2 separate regions of the Mus musculus genome follow, and region 2 is linked to region 1. A link is a loop called in an ENCODE intact Hi-C map of the cell type or tissue named here. Cell type or tissue: heart. All regions are shown on one strand. Each heading gives the region's core, and the rest is flanking DNA. Links, peaks and the distances in the headings are about the cores only.

The links. Hi-C counts contacts between places; a loop is a spot of excess contacts. Peaks named below come from ENCODE experiments on the same cell type or tissue, not always from the same donor. Only the 100,000 strongest peaks of a DNase experiment are listed, where the experiment ranks them.
Region 2: it touches region 1 in a loop (2.1-fold over the local background); 1 of 42 quality-filtered maps calls a loop at or near these places.

The regions. Positions count from the first base shown.
Region 1 is chr1:161,970,522-161,980,261 of GRCm38, forward strand. It overlaps 4930558K02Rik (RIKEN cDNA 4930558K02 gene), which reads right to left and starts at 9,115. Exons shown (of 7, transcript NM_001204904.1): 1 at 8,965-9,115. The coding sequence starts at 8,985. It overlaps Pigc (phosphatidylinositol glycan anchor biosynthesis, class C), which reads left to right. Exons shown (of 2, transcript NM_001039045.1): 2 at 1-2,914. The coding sequence ends at 823. In heart, for the core only: a CTCF peak has its summit at 6,077 (motif pointing left); DNase peaks (open chromatin) are centred at 6,020, 6,490 and 7,000; H3K27ac peaks cover 1,315 bases.
Region 2 is chr1:162,032,312-162,042,051 of GRCm38, forward strand. The region is part of intron 17 of Dnm3 (dynamin 3); the gene reads right to left. Among named protein-coding and RNA genes, the nearest start is that of 2810442N19Rik, 32 kb to the left of the region's middle. In heart, for the core only: no CTCF peak of the experiment used is centred there; DNase peaks (open chromatin) are centred at 5,770 and 6,900; H3K27ac peaks cover 3,581 bases.

The DNA.
Region 1 (9,740 bases), core at 3,657-7,656:
CCCTGATAACTATGTTGACCAGAGGTTCCTGGAAGAACTCCGGAAAAACATCTATGCCCGGAAGTACCAGTACTGGGCTGTGGTATTTGAGTCCAGTGTGGTGATACAGCAGCTGTGCAGTGTCTGTGTTTTTGTAGTGATCTGGTGGTACATGGATGAGGGTCTTCTGGCTCCCCAGTGGCTTTTTGGGACCGGACTGGCATCTTCCTTGGTTGGGTATGTTTTATTCGATCTTATCGATGGAGGTGATGGACGGAAGAAGAGTGGGCGGACCCGGTGGGCCGACCTGAAGAGTACTCTGGTCTTTATCACTTTCACTTACGGTTTTTCACCTGTGCTAAAGACCCTGACGGAGTCTGTCAGTACAGACACTATCTACGCCATGGCAGTCTTTATGCTGTTAGGCCATCTCATCTTCTTTGATTACGGTGCCAATGCTGCTATTGTATCCAGCACCCTGTCCTTGAACATGGCCATCTTTGCTTCTGTTTGCCTGGCCTCACGCCTCCCCCGGTCACTCCACGCCTTCATTATGGTGACGTTTGCTATCCAGATCTTTGCACTGTGGCCCATGTTACAGAAGAAACTGAAGGCGTACACCCCGCGAAGCTATGTAGGGGTCACTTTGCTTTTTGCCTTTTCTGCCTTTGGAGGTCTTCTGTCCATTAGTGCTGTGGGAGCCATACTCTTTGCTCTCCTGCTGTTTTCCATCTCCTGTCTCTGCCCTTACTACCTCATTCATCTGCAGCTTTTTAAGGAAAATATTCACGGGCCTTGGGATGAAGCTGAAATCAAGGAAGACTTGTCTAGGTTCCTTAGCTAATCTAGGGACCTTCATTTCATTATTAAGACCAGCGGAAAGACTTCGAGCCTAACCGGTGCAACATTTAAAGGCAGGGGTCCACTCTTGAAGCAGCCGACTGATCTAGATGGTAGAGCTGAGATCAGAAGAAAGCATTTAACCAAGGGCTTAGGGGAGGGTGCTTGTCCTTCAGTTATTTTGTGACTGAAAAAGCTTTCTGGTGCTGTTATGAATTATTGTCCTTTATTCCCTGTAACAAATGATGTAATGTGGGTTCTGCTTATTAAAAAAGTAATATCCATTGCATTGTCTAGTATTTTAAAAAAAACAAAACAAGGAAACCCTTATTTATGTGTGTATAAGAGAGGGGGTTTGTCTATTTCCAGTATGTATGTCCCACGCATCAAATTCAGGCCCTGGCAACAGGCCTTTACCAGCTGAGCCATCACACTGGCCCTGTCTCATTTTTATGAGAGCATAAGACAAAAGTAGTATGAAGGTGTGTGTGTGTGTGTAAAAGTGTAATCAGTTGTTTAGCCTTTTCTGTGTATACTAAGGGACACCTTTATATATCTAGAGCCCAAATTTGAGAATCCCTGATGGTGGCATCCAGTTTGTTGTCCAATACCACAGAAGTGGTCACTCAAGGAGAGCTACATGCCATAGAAACAAAACGTTAGCGATATGAAAGAGGCTGGAGGGTGAGTTCATCTCAGGCAGTTAGGAAACCAGAGGTGACATTTAATTTACTCGTGGAGGATAGCAGGTGAAAGCCTTTGAGAAACAGATAGGTAATACTAGTGAGAATGGAAAACTATGGACCAAGCAAGTGTGCCCAGTGAGGGCAGCTGTTACCGCTCCAAAAGTGTTGTTTCTACTCAGTTTGGGAGTCATACCTGTGGCTCAGAGAAAGTAAATATTGCAGTAACTGTGATTCTGATTCGTAATATGAATATACTTTGTGAACTGTCTCAAATTTAATTCAGATTACAAAAACATTTGCAGGCAAGATGTGACTACATATGATAGTCAAAGCACAATGATGGGAACGTGATGGGATTTAGTCACAGAGATCTGGGGGAGGAACGAAAGAGTGGGAGCTTGAGTCACTGAGTTCGGCTCTGTTGATCAAGTAATTGGACCCTGCTGCTGGTGATGAGCAATCCATCTTGTCTAAAGATGGGACAAATTGTGAAGTCTGGAATTACCTAACCGTTCAGTTCTCAGCTTTCACCTTTAATATTGAAGAATTGTTGCAATAGATAAGCTGTGTGAAGCGTCTTGAAGAGAGCCCAACCCGAAGCTCGATGTTAGTGCTGAGCACCTCAAATGCAAAATTCTGAAATCTGAAATGCTCCAGGATCTGCTCTGAAAGGTTTTGAGCACCAATGCTATGCCCTGTGAAAATTCTACATTCTATTCCATGAAATCTGTGCAAAACTATTTAAGAAGTATAAAACTGTCTTAATATGGTATATAAGTTGTATATGAAGTAATTAAGTCTTATGTTTAGATGGGTCCTGTTCTCAAGCTATCTCTATGTAAAAATTTCAAAATCTGAGGGAAAAAATTAAAAATGTTTTTGGTATTGGATAAGGGACATTGGAGGTGTCATAACAGTTGGAATGTAGGTTAAATTTGAAGAGGGCAAAGGCACAAAATGAATGAGGTACTTTCTCCAGTGGCTGCTTCCATCTGTGCAAGTGGTACTTGCCCTCTGCTTGTTGTAAGTAGTCTCAAATTAGAACTAACAAGCGGGTAGTAGTATAGCATATTACTATACTGTGAAGTAATCCTTTTTATTTTTCTGGTTTCTCATAAAAATCTTGACGAGGAATTTCAACTAATGCCATTTTTTTATGTTTACTGTTATTGATGAAGATTGTTTCATGATTAAAAAAAAAGTGGGTTATTGTCCCCCAAGATCACTTACCCTGCTTTCTCAAACCCACGGGCACTTGGTTTGGGGGGGAAAAGACAAAGAACTGCCCCATGGAGCCCAAAGCATCCAGGCATTGCCTGTGATGGATTGTACACATTGTGTCTCCAAATTGGCACGAATTATTCATCGTTCACATCAACGGATGGCAGTTGGATGTAAAAAGGTATTGTAAAAAAAAAAAAAAAGAAAAGAAAAGCTGTGGGGTTTGTTTTTATTTTTTCACGGTTTAATACATTGCCTTATCTGAATGGGTTTCCAGTTGTCGACTTTAGGAAACTCATTGCCAGTGAGCAGAATTTTCCAAAAGGTTGAGCCACTCGTAAGAGTTGTGGGGCAAATGACTATGACTGCTGTCATCTCCAGCTCTTTTCTATCACTTTTGTCTGGAGTCACCCAGTACTCAATCGTATTTGTGGTTCTAGAAGGTCAGTGTGGAAGTGGTGGGGGATGGGGAGTTGTAAGATGCTCTTGAGTTTGAGGGGGAAGATACAGCAGTGTGTTTGGATACTAAGGGGGCTGAAGGAGAGAAAGTACCACAAGCAGGATCCAGAGTGGATCCATTGTTCGGTCCACAGGGACCTAAAGCATCCTGGTGATGAACAGAAGCTTGGGGTAAGGGGATTATAGGTCTCAGAGAGCTGAGTGCTTTGTAGTACAGGATCCTGCCCTTAATGGCAATCTCAGGGACTTTAAAGAGATAAGCTAAGCCACTGTATGTTAGTATTACAGAGCCTTATATACAAGTGAAGTCTAAAGACTGGCAGCAGTTTTGAGGCTGAGCATGGAGAGTGCCTGTGGCAATTCTGGAGAAAAGTGAGGGTCTGGATGGAGAGTCTGGCAGTAGGCAGGGGAACAAACGGGTTTGATAGTGATTTCCAGGGAATTTGCTAACCCCATGTAGAGCAGCGGTTCTCAACCTGTAGGCCATGACCCCTTCGGTGCCGAATGACCTTTTCACAGGGGTCACACATCAGGAATGCTGCATATCAGATATTTACATTCCCATTCACAAACAGTAGCAAAGGTTACAGTTATGAAGTAGCGGCACACAAATTTATGGTTGGGGGCTCACCACAAACAGAGGAGGAAGTGTATTAAAGAGTGGCAGCGTCAGGAGGGCCGAGGACCACTGATGTAGAGAAAAGAAGAGGAAGTAGGAAAACAGGAAAGCTGCAGTTATTCTAGCATGAGTGGACTTGTGTGTTTATTAACTCCACATGAATTAACTAATGCGTGCAGGGAGTGGAACAGATAATCCTAATGGGGTAGGTTTACATTTGTGCAGAGGGTGAGCCCCACACACTGCTCAGAGCCTGCTGCCTCGAAAGTCTAAGCAGAAGAGAGCAGGGTGTTGTATTTGCTATTATTTTTTGTTTGGTTGTGGTTTTTTTTTTTCAGTTTAGTTGCCTCACAACTAGGCAATAGAGGAATTAAAAATAGGTGACAGAATGACAAATTGAATAACCCAAATGATAGAAATCAAAGGGACAGGAAGCAGCCTTCTAAAAATTGGAGTAGACACTGGAACTCAGTCCAGAAGGAACATTCAGGACATGTGACCATGGCCTATATATTACTAAAGGTCTACATTACTATAGAGTTCACTAGTAGGGGAATTAGCAAACCTTTCTCAAACTCTGAAAAAAAAAGTCAGAGGGTAAAAGCAACTGTCCACGTGTTCGTTAGATTATGTCTTACAGAAGACAAAATGCCGAAGCAGCACCAGGCTAAGTCTGGACCATATGAAAATATAATTTTCCTGGAATTTTTGCATTTTTTCCGGGGAAAAAAAATCTAATAGGCCAGCAATGTAAATGGATTCTAAAAATGTGTAGGGAGAATGAAACCAAAAGTCACATTTTATTTTTCAATACTGAGAAATTCTGAGCCCTTACCTAAGTTGCTACTTGGATGATAAGACTCGCCTATGCCTCATTGGCTTGTGACTGGTCAGAATTCACAAAGAGGAAAAGATTCATCTGACGTGCTCCAGCAGTTGCTGAGACCACTGTTTGTCACTTCAATTCAGTTCTCTAGCCAGTCTCAACTTTAGAGCACACAGAAATGGTGTGGGCAGTATATTAACAACTCAGATTTCTAAAGTAAATATTGTTTTCGGGAGGAAACACCAGGGGAAAAAAGTTCAATAGTATTGTTAATTATGTCTCAACCTGTCAAATATTTGTTTACATAAAAAGCCACTGCCCTTCTGCTATTTTGCTTCTCTCCTTGAGCTCTGCTTGTCATTTGTTCTACATTAAAGGGAAGGTTGGAGAGGGGTGGTGTGAGAGCAAAGATAGGAGGAAGAGGAGGAGGAGGGGAGGAGGAGGGAGAAGAGGAGGGAGGGAGGAGGGAGGGGAGGAGGAAGAAGAGGTAGGAGGGAGGAGAGGGGAGGAGGGAGGAGGGGGAGGAGGAAGAGAAGGGAGGGGAGGAGGAAGGGGAGGAGGAGGAAGAAGAGGGAGGAGGGAGGAGAGGAGGAAAAAGGGGAGGGAGGGGAGGAGAAGGAGGGAGGGAAGAGAGGAGGAGGAGGAAGAGGAGGAGGAGGAGGAGGAAGAGGAGGAGGAGGAGGAGGAAGCAGTTTTGTCTATTTGCCCAGATAGAGTTGGTAGCTGGTATAGTTTGGATCTTACCTGTCAGTCAAAGACTCACATGCCTGATCTTTTAGGGCAGTGCTAGAACCTTTGGGGAACTAAAGGTGTGGAAGGAAGTGGAGTCTCTGAGAGTCTGCCTTTGAAGGCCTGGGCCTGCTGCTCTTTGTTTCCCAGCGACTTGAAATGAGCAGTGTTGTTTCTCCATGGGCTCCCTGCCATGGCGCACTGCTTCACCCCAAAGAGCCAACCAGCCTCCGGCTGCACCCTCTGAAACCGAGTTCAGGGGAAGTTGTTCCTCCTTCAGCCTGATCATCATAGGGAATTTTTTTTTTTTTTTTCCTTCCAGCCATGAAAAACTAAGGTGTCAGCTTTGGCGTTTGGGTGGAGAGGATCAGGGAGGGGCAGGGCTGCAGGGATGACAAAAGACTGCTAATCCTGGGCTGTTACCCCAAGCAGAGAGCTAGACACAGGTGTGTCTGTAGCGGCATGAGGACTCCCTGCAGAAAGTGTGCTTGTGTCTGCTGCTTTGGATGAGTCCGTAAGTACTGTGGACTTCTCAGAAAGCTTTTGGGCAGCTCTGGGTTTCAAAGTCCACGCTGAGAGTGCGTGAGGACGCACATGAAGACATCATTTACACCTTCCAAGCCAAAGAAAGGCCCAAGGACAAGAAAAGTAAACAGGTCAGCAGAGGGCATCAGTCACACAGTTATGAGTATTTCAAATCCTTCAAGTAGGCTTGGGGCACAGTGCCCTCTTGTGGAAGTTACAGTTATTCCTTTTTGCAATAGTATTTGTGGGTTGAAATGCTTCCTGACTTGTGAATCAAGTACATCTGAGGTCTCCGTAAATGCAGGAAGCAAATAGTAAACGGGGGCTTGATTGAGAACAATATCCACATCTTAGAGGCACACGGTGTGTTGTGTGTTCCAGTCATGATGCTTGCATCAGCAGGAGTATACATTATTTTATTCTCATAGCAGCCCTGTCAGGGAGGTTGTTTCCAGCTTACAGTTTAGTAGACAGAGGAGCAGAATGGAGGCAGGCAATTTTCTGTGGCAGGGTTGACAGGTTCGGCCAACGCTCTGCCTTTCTGACAGCTGAGTTGCTTCAAGGGCTAAAGACTGACTGGGAAACACATTCCTTCTACCATAGGGAGGGCGTAGGCAAGCTGGGCGGGCAGGGAGTGGCACATTGGAACCCGCAGAAGAAGGTCTGCTGGGATATGTTTAGGCCGGGCCAGGGTTTTTGGCTTCTTTTTCGGTCCTCAAATCTCAGGTGTCATCAATGTTGGTTTCCTTTGGGAAACGGCAGCAGTTACCAATCAAATGAGAGCGCCTCTTTCCTCCCACGTGTATTTGTGTGTGAACCGAGGATTGCCGAAAGTTAAAGCCACGAAGCAGCGGTTTCCCAACTGCCTAGCATGTGCACAGCGCCCTTCCCAGGCCTGGCTCGGCTCTTTCTCCCCCAACTCCCAACCTCTCCCCCCCTCCCTCCCCATGGAGAGGTAAGAAAGGATGGGCCTTAGAAAAGCAGTGGGCACCTTGCTTCACGGAGCATCCAGGAGCAGCCTGGGGTTTTCTGCCCCGAGGTTTTCTTTGTCCATACTAGTCCTGATTTCCCCAGTGCTGAAAAAGACATAGTCTCTTGGGGCCACTTAAAAGCTGTTTCTGCTTTCCCAAGCTTGCTGGCTAACTGCTCGCCACCCTGGGATGGCCTGTGGCCTCGTGCTGGGCCCAAGTTACATTTGGACTGGTGAGTGAGAACTCTGTGGGCCTCCCACTCTTTTTAAAATTACCAAATAAACAGATCCTTGAGGCTTCAGGCAGCCTTTGTGTACATAGCTGAAAATACTCTTTTTATGTTTAAAAGAGAAAAAAAAAAAAAAAAAGGCAGACCGAAGAAACTGTCTCTTGGCTCGAACTTGCTCTCTCTTGCTTTCTACGGTGTTCAGGCAGGAGAAAATACTGAGCCCGAGAGCCTGAAAGATTAGCTTTCAGCAGTGTACAGCAGTTCAAAATGGTACTTTTAAAAAAACGTGCGGGGGCAGACCCTCCTCGGCGTCTTCTTGGTGTCTGTCTTTCACATTTCAAAGGCTCAATGATGACTTCCTTGCATTTGTTCATGGCTGACAGGCATGAGTTTCATTGAAGTTGCTATTGGAGTCTGAAAACTGCATCTGTTCTAAAGTACCCTGAAACCTGATTAAAAACAGTATGGAAGTGGCAGCGCGGGGTTTTACCCCAACAGTAGCCGGCCACCTGTTGATTGCCTTAGCTTTTGTTTGATCTTAAGGTATTGATGATATTGAAACATAACAGAGGCTTCCAGTGTTAGGCTTCAGCATCTGTGAGAACAGCAGGTGTATTGGATGGTGTGAAGGCAGCTGGTTGTGCCCTTCCGGTGCTGGGTGCATTTCATGGGGCAATGGTCTAAGTTCATGGTGGTTTCCCCACACAGAGACTCCAGTTAAAATACAGGGAGTGCAGAATTGGTTTGCTTTTCAGTCATCTGTGTGTGTGTGTGCTGCACGTGTATGAGGCCAAGGCTCAATGTTGGCTGTCTTTTTCTCTCTCACACATTTTTATTTTATTTTTGGTTTTGGTTTTCTGTAGACCAGGCTGGCCTGGAACTCAGAGATTCTCCTCCTCTGCTTCCTGAGCACTGGGATTAAAGGTATGTGCCACCACCACTTTTTGGCTCTCACCTTCTTTTAAAGCAGGGTTCTCACCGATCTAGAGATTACTCGTTGGCTGGCCTGGCTGGCCTGCAAGATCCAGAGGTATTGCTGTTGCTGGTTCCTTCGTGCTGGGATTCTGGCCTTTTTTTTTTTTACCTGGGTTGTGAGGACTGGAAGTATGGTGGTCATGTTTACACAGCATCTCTCCTAGCCTCTGTTTTTTAGCAATCTTAACTCCCTGTGTGGTTCATCTAAAAACTGGATTTATAGTTGGGCAAGCATCCATCCTTATTTCTATCATCCTTATTTGTTGAGTTATAAGATACATATTGGCAAGGACAATATTATTTTCAGGCCATGAAAAGAAGGAGTGAGCCTTGGGGTCTATAACACTCATTAAAATGTCCTAGTCTGTACACACATAGCAGTGTTTTCCTCCTAGTCTTTGTTATGGTTTGAACAAGAAGTGTCCCTGCAGGCTCATGTGGGGATCCCATGCCTGGATGTCAGCTGGAATCTGAAGAAGTAATTGGACCTTGAGCTAATCCTTGATAGGTTCATAATTGATGGCCTTATTAGAAGGCGATGAATAGTAGGAGGGAGGGAATCGTGGGACATGCCATGGAAAGACATATGCTGCTACCTGTTCCTTCTCTTTGCCTCCTGGCCTCCACATTGGAAGATGAAAGTTGGAATAAAGAATTAATGAGTTAGCTGAGGAAGTGTATCTTATGAAACACCTACATACTATTAACAGTATAGACACATTAACAAGCCTTAGCATAGTTTAATGCTATCCTGCCTCAACTCAGGCCCAGAGCAATGGGTTCACCCAAGCTTGGACTGAAATCCTTTTTGTGTTTGCATATATGTTTCCAGAGGTTGACATACATTTATTTAGTGGTGAAACTCCAGAAGAACTATTGCTATTAGAAGTTCTAATTTTTCCTACCTTTAGCTCTCTTTTTTCCATCTCTCAGGTGTTCTCAGTTTTTTGAGCTGGGAACTGGAGAACACAGATACCTCTTTGTGCTGTCAAGGGGAGACTGCTACAGTACCTCTTGGTTAGGCACCAAAGCAGGTGGGAGACCCCTCCATACTTTCAACACCAGGATGCCTGTCTCCAACAGGCACTTGAATGACTTAGAATCTTGCAGCATGCATTAGGAATGAGAACTTTGGGTTTTGATTGGCTGGAATGCATCCCATTGTTCCTTTGTCCGAAGTCACAATTGCTACCTTCTAGAACATTAGGTCAAGGTTGGAACAAATGGATTAATGCTGGTCAAGAGCTCAGCTAGCTGCATCAGCACTTGAATCATTAATACTTTTTCCCTAGGAAGATGACCAAACCTTTTCTCTTATCATAACAATATGTGATAACTGCTTATTTGGTTATTTTGCAAGCTGCTTCTTATTCTATTGCTTCTCTGGTGCTCCTGCTGACTAAGATACTATTATAAATCCCAGCAACATCTAATACATAATGAGATGACTATGCAAGGAATAGTGTGGTTTTTAAAAGAATCTCTGACTCCTCTTGACTATCCTGAGTTATAGTTGATCTTGAAGACTGTCCTTTTGTCCATCCTGAATTATAGTCGATCTTGAAGACTGTAATACCTTTCCTCCTCTGTCACACATGGAGGATGAAGGGAGCTGTGAGGACAGAAAGCTAGAGATGGTTGAGGGAGAGTATATTATGAAGGAAATGAAAACCATATGCAG
Region 2 (9,740 bases), core at 3,332-7,331, 61 kb after region 1:
TCCCTGAACAGCAAATAGAGACTATTACAAAACAACAACAAAAACCCACAACTGGATAAAATGCAAAGATCAGTAGATTATGGGGAGCCCAGCCCCAACAGATACCTGCATAGCACAGCATCTTCAGTGATGGCAAAGGAAGCAATATAGAATGGGTGGAAAGAGTCTGGGAGCTCTACTGTGTGTCTGTCTCTTAGAAAGGGCTGTCTAAACAAGACTGGAACAACGACAATATCAGCAGACATGCTAATGTGGAGATGGGGCATCTCACAAGGTCTTACTCTCAGACAACAGCAGGAAACTACTGACTACCTAGAGAGGACAATTGGCCTCTTCCGGGGATAAGCCTGATTGGCTCATCTAATATAAACTAGTCAGCCCTGAAGCTTAATGCACACAAACAACAAAAATGGACTTAGAGGGCTATATCTATATATTTGTCTGTCTGTCTCTGTGTATAACAATAATCAAGAAAAAGAGGCTGTCAATTTGAGGTGGAGAGCATGGGAGGGGTTGGAAGGAGGAGGCATGGGAGAAGGCTCAAAGGAGGGAAGGGAGAAGTGATACTATCATATTTTGATTAAAATGTATAAAATAAAGTTATTTAAAATAATAAAATAAAAGTTAAAAAGGAATGTGTCATGAATATATGATGGAGTTTTTATTTAGCTGTAAAAGAGAATAAAGTTATATAATTTGCTAGAAGATATACACAACTGGAGCTCATATTAAGGAAAGTAAGTCAGACTTAGAAAGATAAATACACCATGTTTTCTCAAATTTTATTTAATAGATTAGTCTTACTCAGACACACACTCTCTCACACACACTCACAAAACATAAAAGCAAAAGCAAGGTTGAGGGGAGAGGGGGAGTAGCGGGAGGAGTCAGGCAGAGGGAAGGGGGTGCATGGAGTAAATATGGCCGTCATCCACAATGTACCTAACTGAAAATATCTTTATGCAACTCGTAACTATTTCTTTGAATATACATCAGTAAATTTTCCTTTTAAATAATTCTAAATAAATACTTCTGAAATAACATATAGACAATGGCTGAGTATCTATCTATCTATCTATTTATCTATCTACCCATCCATCCATCCATCTCCAGCCACACTGATCATTAGAGAAATGAAAATCACAATACATTGGCAAGTACACAGTAAGTTATTTATCATGTGCTCTGCAATGGTGCACAAATACCATTTTTTATTTTTTAGTGACAGAATGATTTGTCTTAATTGATTACATACTATTTCATCACTCCACTGATATTGTGTTTCCTTTGGTTATCTTTCAATGTACCCTTCCACAAATGTTGTAGAGCAAAAAAAAATAATGGACCCTGGTGACCTCACAGAAATGGTGTAAACAGAAGTTTCTGTTGTAAAGTCTATCTTGGTATAAACCAGTTTATTGAACATTGGATTTTATTCCAGCTAATCTTTGCTGTGTGGTCAACATTTTACATGCTGTAGGCTTCCTGGAAGACTAAAGGAGGGGACGGAGCACAGGTTTTGCCATCTATATTTTGGGAGGAGATTATCAACAGATGAAGAGCAACATACCGTGAGGTCAGCAAGTAAAGAGCGCCAAGGAGTGTGACTGGGTGTATCTGGTTCTCTAAGGAGTGTGACTGGGTGTAACTGGTTCTCCAAGAGAGGAGAGAGCTCTAGAGGAAACTCTAGAAGTTTCAGGAAGCAGATGAGGAGGCTATTATCAAGAAGATCGGTGAGACTTGGTTTGGTTGCCATGGGACATGCAGATACCATGATACTAGGGTCAAGACTCTTTCTTTTAGGTGAGGAATATATACCTTATGAAGTTCAAAGAGGCTACATTAGACAAAAGAGTAAAGACATCCGATGCGGTATAAAAAGCTTGCAAGTGTTGGCGTGCTGCTTAGGAAGAGGGAGATACAAGACTTTGCTTCCCACGCTCCTTTCCAATCATATCAGGACACTGTCTATTCCCAGTCAAACTAGATGCAACACAACCTGTCGCTTTGGGCCATGCTTGTCCTTTAAATCTAAATGACCTGATGTCTCATAGTTACTAAAATCCTTCCATTATTCAAGATCTGGCCAATGTGACTGACTTTTCTAGTAAGACAAGCCAGAATTGATCTCTCTCTCTCCTTTCTTCATGCTCAGCATGTTCAATTCCTTTTGTCATTAGGAAGTTATCTTCTTTTCTTGTCATTAACTTTCTAGTGGGTCCCTTTGATTATGTTTTGACACATTTCACACAGTCCTTGACTTAGCCCATTCTTTGTTCCTGAAACTGAGTACCACAGTCTGGGCCATTTATAGAGGGCTGCATAGTTCAAGGTTCTGGAGGCTGGGCAGTTCAAAAGCATGCACCTAGTGTCTGGTGGGGGCCTTCTTGATACACCAGTACATGGCAGAGGTCAACTCATGATGTGGCAGAGGAAGTGTACTAGCCCAGTTCTCTATCTTTAAAATAAGAATAAGGTCACTAGTGCCATCAAGGGCCACAAATATATCTAGACTTAATGATCTCCTAAAAACTCTACCCTTCAATACTGTTAACATTTAAATTTGGAGATGAAATATTCAATATATAAACTTTTGGAAGACATATTCAAATAGTGACGGTATTCAATCATATTTATGTAGAAGTAACATTTTTCTTCATAAAGACCTAAAGGAGGAATCAGAAGAGAATGGTATATAGGATTGCATAGTGGGACCAGGCATATATGTATGTATGTATGTATATATATATATATATATATATATATATATATATATATATATAATGTGTATGTGTGTGTGTGTATACATATATGTGTATATATGTATATATATGTGTGTGTGTGTGTGTATGTATATATAATGAGAGTTGTCACAAGATAATTGAAAGCAAGTTCAAGATTAGACTAAGACCTTAACTTAAAAACAAATCAAAACACAACACAGGAGCTGCTTAGTGGTACCTGTACAACATGTGTGAATCTCACGTGAGAGGGCTGAGAAAAGAAAACGAATGTGCAGTGGAAGTGGTTATAAGCTATCTGATACTATTCTTCTGCTTGGCTTCAATTCTTCCTAGTAGGTGCCATGCCTTCTTGGAAGGGAACTAAGCAACTGATATGATTGAAGGTCCTATATGGAGCAGGTCACAGAATATAGAATTTAGGCCTACAGAATATATATACAGAATATATCTACAGAAGCCAGTGAATGTTCTTCAGGCACGAATTTGGAATGGGTCCGTAAGAATCTTTTGCGTGATATCTGTTGCATGGTGTGATCTTTGCGTCATACCTTGGCCACAACCTGTCAGACTAGGACCTCAACTTTCCTTTGGGGAGAATCACCCAGACGATTTTGAAGAAAACAGGATCCTGGAGCTCTATGGACAGAGGCTGTGCTAACTGGCCTGGAGGAAACTTGGAGCATCTGCAGTTTTAAAAAGTGTTCCAGTTTGAGAACCCCGGCAGTAAGGAGACAGCCTGGGAAGAGTTTAAGTGACGGGAGGTTCTACTGGAGAGGTTGTATAGGGTGGAATAAAAATGGCTTTTTATGATCTTGGGCCAAAGAGGAAAAAAAAAATCCCCAGGACAAAGAAGGGTCTGAGTTAACATAAGAAAGTTAGTATGTATGGTTTAAGATCCAAGTGTGATCTCAGCTAGTTTCCACTGTGCAGGCGTCACCGTTCCCAGACAGTCAGCCTGGCACTGTGGTAGGTAGATGACTGAACAGAGAAGGAAAATTCACCAAGCTTTCCTCTAAAAAGAAAGTTGCCTTCTTCAGAACAGTGTGTGTGTGTGTGTGTGTGTGTGTGTGTGTGTACGTGTTTGGTGTGTAGGGTGTTCATCTCTCTAAGATCCAGTGAGACTGAGAACAAGTACTAAGAAGACACAGGGTGCTTAGGAAACCCCACTTTGGGCTGCATGGGAGTTCAGCCATTCCAGTAGATCTCCAGAGATGGCCATGGGAGGGCTGAGGCAGCTGTGGGATTTCAGTTGTAAAAGCTGGTCACAGCCCTGGTATTCTTAGTAGCCATTTATGGCTCTTTTTCATAAATCTGGCTAAAATGTTTTTGAATTCCTTTACGCTTCCTGCCAGTCCCACCTTTTGAAACTAATGAGTTCCGCAAGTTTATAACCTGCCTGTATGAAGTACATTTCCTTTCATTTGCCCTGAACTTACTTCACTCTGTTTTAAAGAGTACCCTCCTTGTCCTTAAGAAGAGAAAGTAAACAGAATTATGAGATGAGGACAGATTGGCTGAAGTAAGTAGGGCAGAAAGCGAGCCAGGTGTCTGAGGTACTGCAGACTACCTTAAATCCATAGCGTAGTTAAAACAGGCGGGCAGAGGCCGGCATTGCAGGGCCAGGAGGGAGGTGGTGTTCCTCTGCACAATGGCTTGGTTGTTCTCCTGCCCAGACCCGGCCAGGGGTCCCTGCTTCCTGTTTGGGGCTCCACAGCTCAAAAGAAAGGGAGAGCTCAAATGTTTAGCAGATAGCAAGAAAAACAACAGAACACCAAAAGCAGAACCCATGGGGAAAATAAGGCAAATTTAGGTATTTTTTTTGTTTACAATTAGATACTTATTTCATTTGAGAATATGCAGAACCCTATGTCTTAAAACGAAAACAAAGAGGATTTTCCAGGGCTGACAATCATTAGTAAGACTGGAGACAGAAAATGATGTCTCTTATTTTTTATTTTTGTTGTTGTTTTTATTTCTGAAATAATTTGGGGTTTATCTTTGAACATGCCTCCCTGGACTAGAAATGAGGCCAAATGAGTTATTTGCTCTGAAGCACGTGGTCCTTTTGCTCTAGGTCAAAGGATGAAAGATGACATAAACACCTTACAAAAGAAGGGGGCTGACTATGGTAATGCTAATATGTACCCTATTTTTTTTTAAGTATAAAGTTTTTAAAACATTGATGTCTATGGGCTGTAGGGTGGACTGAAGTATCAGTTGCGTGCCCCACCCCCATCATAGTATAAAGTTGGTTATAGGAAAGTCTTGTTCTTTAATGGCAAATAGGGCAAAGGTTATATGCGGCAGGCATGTAGCCCCGTAGAGTGTGCAGGGTGCAGGTTGGGCTGTAAAACTGCTCATTAAATTGTCCTGTTCTGAAGCAGAAGCAAATACATGAGCTCAGGGAGGAAAGCCACAGAAACTGTCTAGAAATATTTCCGTGAAAGACTGTGCAAATAGCTCTCCCTGGTCATGAAAAATGCAGTTGCTGATATACAAATAGCTTCACTTAAAAGACTTAAATACCTTCCCTGCAATGCTGTCTTTGACTGACTGCCAAGAACTACCTAATGCTGTTCTTTTTTTATTTTCTCTTTAAATTTTTCTGAATAGACTGTATGGTGCATACAAAATGAAGATGGCACGTACACTAGAAGTTACTGAAAGAGCACGAGAAGGAATCTAGTTACTGACTCTCCATCCCAAACCCCTCTTTAAAGTTCCTGAGTTTTGTACTTGTTTTGAATGTCAACCCAAATAATAGAAAAGGTGGGGGGGGCAGGGAGAGGCATTTAACAATTGGTTGGGCGATGATTGTCCACACTTCAGTATTTTAGTGAACAGAAAGTGGAGAAGGAAGAATTCAAAGCTAATAATAGTAATGGCTTGCTGGCTAAATAATGAGCAGCAGGAGGACTTCTAAGAAGGCAGTTAGCCCCAGAGCGATTCAGACAGACTTGCTTACACAACGGCTGGCTGCTCTAGGAGGAAGCAAGCCAAAACCAACATCAACACCCAGCAGCGCCAGTTGCTCACAGGAGGAGTGTGTAGCGGGATGCTGATGAAGTGCATTGTGGGAATGAATGAGAAGTCAAGACCCCTATCTCGCTTTTAATGGGAATCTTGTGATGCCCCAGACCCTGTCTGAGCCGTACAAGGGGCACCCTGCTGGACTCTGCTTGGGCCCCGTGATTAATGGGAGTGACAGGAGGCCAGGCTTGTCTAGAAAATTGACTGTGGATGAAAGCAGTAGGCAGTGAATCATGCGCCCTGAGTTCGACCCCCACTGCTCTGTCTGGGGTCTCTTTCACCATTTCCGCAGTATGTGTTGGGGTTGGGTTGGGATGAGGGACCCAACAAGGATATGAGTGTGGAAATTCTTATTTATTTATTTATTTATTTATTTATTTATTTATTTATTTTTATAGCAAAGAAAGAACTGCAGATGGTTCAACTCCGTTCTCACTCCCAAGACTTGTGTTATCTTATAAAGGCAGTCTGGAGCTGCTTGTGAGAAACCGTGAATCAAAGTGAGAGAGACTCCCTGTTAGAAGCAAGGCTGGAAGGTGACAGGGGAGGGAACTGCCTGAGAATCATACAGACATTTGGCCAGAATAAAACTACAGAGCTGTCTTACAACGCTAAACCCAGTCACATCCTGTGAGATAGCTTGGACCGTGCTGAATGCGTCTTGCCAGTCAAGCTCCTTTTTCCAGAGTTTACTACAAAAAGCATTTCCTCATTCCCCCAGCTGTGAACAAACAAAACCAAATGAAACAAAATGAAACAAAACAAAACAATCATCTTGGCTCTTTCCCCCTCCCCCCCTTCTCACTGGCCCCTAAAACATTTCATTCAGGAATAATCATTTCTTTTGTGTTAATAGATTTTTAAAAGTTGGTATCTTCCTTCTAAAGTGGCAGTTGACAGTTTGACCGCTTCCTGCTTTACTAGCCCTTTTACTCTGCAATCCATACATTTATCCCCTTAACATGGTACATGCTGCAGTGTGGCACGGGAGCTCAATGAAATACATTGTACATGGAACTCGGTCCTGAGACAGAAACACTAGCTCCAACAGGGTAGTATTCACATGCTTTTTAAAGTGGCTCGGCAGAGAGTTAGGATGGTGGTTAGGCGCCAGCCCCAGGGTGTGGCTCTCTGGGACTCTGAGCAGCGAATAACTACTCATGCAAACGTTGGAGTTCAAGAATTTACAACTGGCAGAGCTGTTCATATGAGCCACTGGCTGACACGGGTCTGGCTCAAGGAAATGTCCCACTTTCACTTCTGAGGGTCCCCTTCTCTCTCTGTGATTGGTGCCAATGAAGAAATGAATCACCTCTGCTAGGACTCTCTGAATGTGGTACTTAGTGTAGCCTCCTGATTCAAGTGGTACCCTATCTACATCCTCCCCTTAGCAGGATGGATGGTGGGTAAGGGGGTGGGAAAAGGCAACAGATAAAAAGTGGAATCGCCTTTACTCTCAGCACTCACGAGGCCTAGGCAGGGGAATCTCTGGTCTGGCAGAATGATCTGTGGGAAGAATACTATGTCACATGTCAAAATAACTTTAGTTATCCTGGTTTTCGTAAGAGACTTTTTCCTGAGGAGACACCACACACACACACACACACACACACACACACACACACACACACACACACGCACACACACATGCACACACACACACACAAGTTAGCAAGATTTAAAACCCCTCATTTGTATTCCTGGATCCCTGGAAAGGAACTGTTATTCATGTGCCAAGGAACACAGCAATTCATTATTATTTTTTTTTCTTTCTTTCTCCCTAGGTACCCTCCCAGTAAGATTAAAAGCAGTCTGGGATGTGGGCAGAGCACTGAGGGAGGAGTGGGAGCGGGGGAACGATGGCCTTTTAATAGCCTCTGCCCCACTCGTTCAACACAGTAGGAACCTTGTGTTTCAGATTGAAACTCAACGGTTTCCTTCCTCTGAAGCCTTGACTTGGCTATGTACCGAAGCCATGTGCTGAGGTCTCTGGACAGATCTGGAGAGGCAGTGAGTCAACAACTGGCCTTCCTGACAGGGATGATGGAGAGGCTGTGGGAAATTGTGGTAACCTTGATTTGTAAACAAGCAATCAAGCGAGCAAACATACGTTTTGGAGTACTTCAGCCCCATTGATGGTCTCCAAACTCAACACAGAGTTTCTGTGCATCTTTTCAAATGTAAGCACCTTGCAGAACTCCTCCACCCGGGTCATGCTCAGGAAACTGATGTCCTGACTGGCCTTCACTCAGGAGCCTGTATGAGTGCCCATACTATACCTGTTTAATTTGTGGCTATTCCTCGGTGTCTATTCACCACACTCACACTTGGGAAGAGGACTAATCGTCTGTTTTGTACAGTATGCCTTGGCTGGAATTTAGTTAGTACTAATTTCAAGTTATATGATTGCATTTTTGATATGTCCTTCTCAGGGTTGTGTCAGGAGATGTGTGGTGTTCTGTCCTACCACTACCAGGGACTTTGGTGATTTGGTTAAGATGGCGTCCTTCAAGGTTTATCCCCTATCAAGTTTCTATTTTGTCTCTCTTTGAAACTTACCTTATGGGTCATATTTTGAGAGTGTGAATATCCCATTTCTTATTCGACTTTCACTTCCTCATTTTAATATCCACTGTTAATAACTTCGATACGTTCTACATGACAATTCTCAAACTTCTTCTCTAAGTTTATGAAGCGGATTATCTTTGGTGACTAGGAACTTTCCCTTCTACTATTTCATTGTCAGCTGGTTAATTTATGTGGCTACTTATACTTACAGCTGCTGGGTCATAATCCACAGTGATGCTGACCTTGCTAGTAAAGTCACCCCAGATCTAGGAACCTCCTTTAAGTTTGCCTCTGGTATCCTTTTCATGTGTTCTCCTATAAACATTTGAGCATTTCCTTGTTTTCAAGTACTATGAGATAGTCCAGGCCCGTCTTGGACTCCTCAGTTCCACTCCTGGAATGTCTCCAAGGACTGCTGGTTTCTTTTATTGGAGACTAAGATAAAATAATCTTATCTTTTCCTGTGAGTCACAGGGAGTACATAGTCCTCCCAGTAGAAAACAGAAAGATAGTAGAATAGGCCCAGGGAGGATTCAGGATCCTGAACTTTCAGTGTTTTTAGCTAAACATTTCTACAACCATAAACTTCAGTCCCAATCTGGGTATGGTGGCAAACATCTGTACTCTAAGCAACCAGGAGGTAGAGGGAGGATGATTGCCACCAGAGTGCCAGTTTGGTCGACACAGCAAGACCCAGATGTTCAAACAGAAAAACAAAACAAGAAATGAACTTCACCATCTTCTGAGGCTCAGGGAAAATCAAGGAAGGAGGGGGTGGAAGGAATTAAAGAATCCAGTGATAGGGAGAAGGGCTATGAGAGTCCATCTTCTGTGCCTCACACAGCCAGTGCAATCATGAACCCACAGCAGCTACAGTTAGTGGCTTGTACTGGACCTAGACATGACAGGGCTATTCGGTAGTCAGCCATGGATTGGGAGAGTGCTCATGGTGAAGTCATGGGAAATTATTGGCTATGGATGGTTACTGGGAGAAGTGAGTCTCGAGTCACTGCCTTTAGTTTGGATACCTGCTATTGAGTTCACCGGACTCCACTGAATATTTCCACTCTCATGGATATATAGAGAGCTCTGGCTAAACTCAGTGGCTCACCAAAAAAACCAAAAGGACACACATGTGAGAAAGGGACTTTTAGGGAGGAAGTAGGGTGTGGACAGGGTAGTGGGGATAATAGAAGGCAGGGTGTTTTTATATAATGTATTTTTAATCTGTGTGCTCCTGGAGTTTTACTATTCTCAAATATAATCTGCTCTGGAAAAACTTGCCATGTTGCCATCTTCTTCTGATGATTTTAAATAATGATTAAAAATATACTAGGCCTTCCCTTCCCATTCTTTACACCTCATATACATGTCCTGTATCTTGGTCTATTTATATTG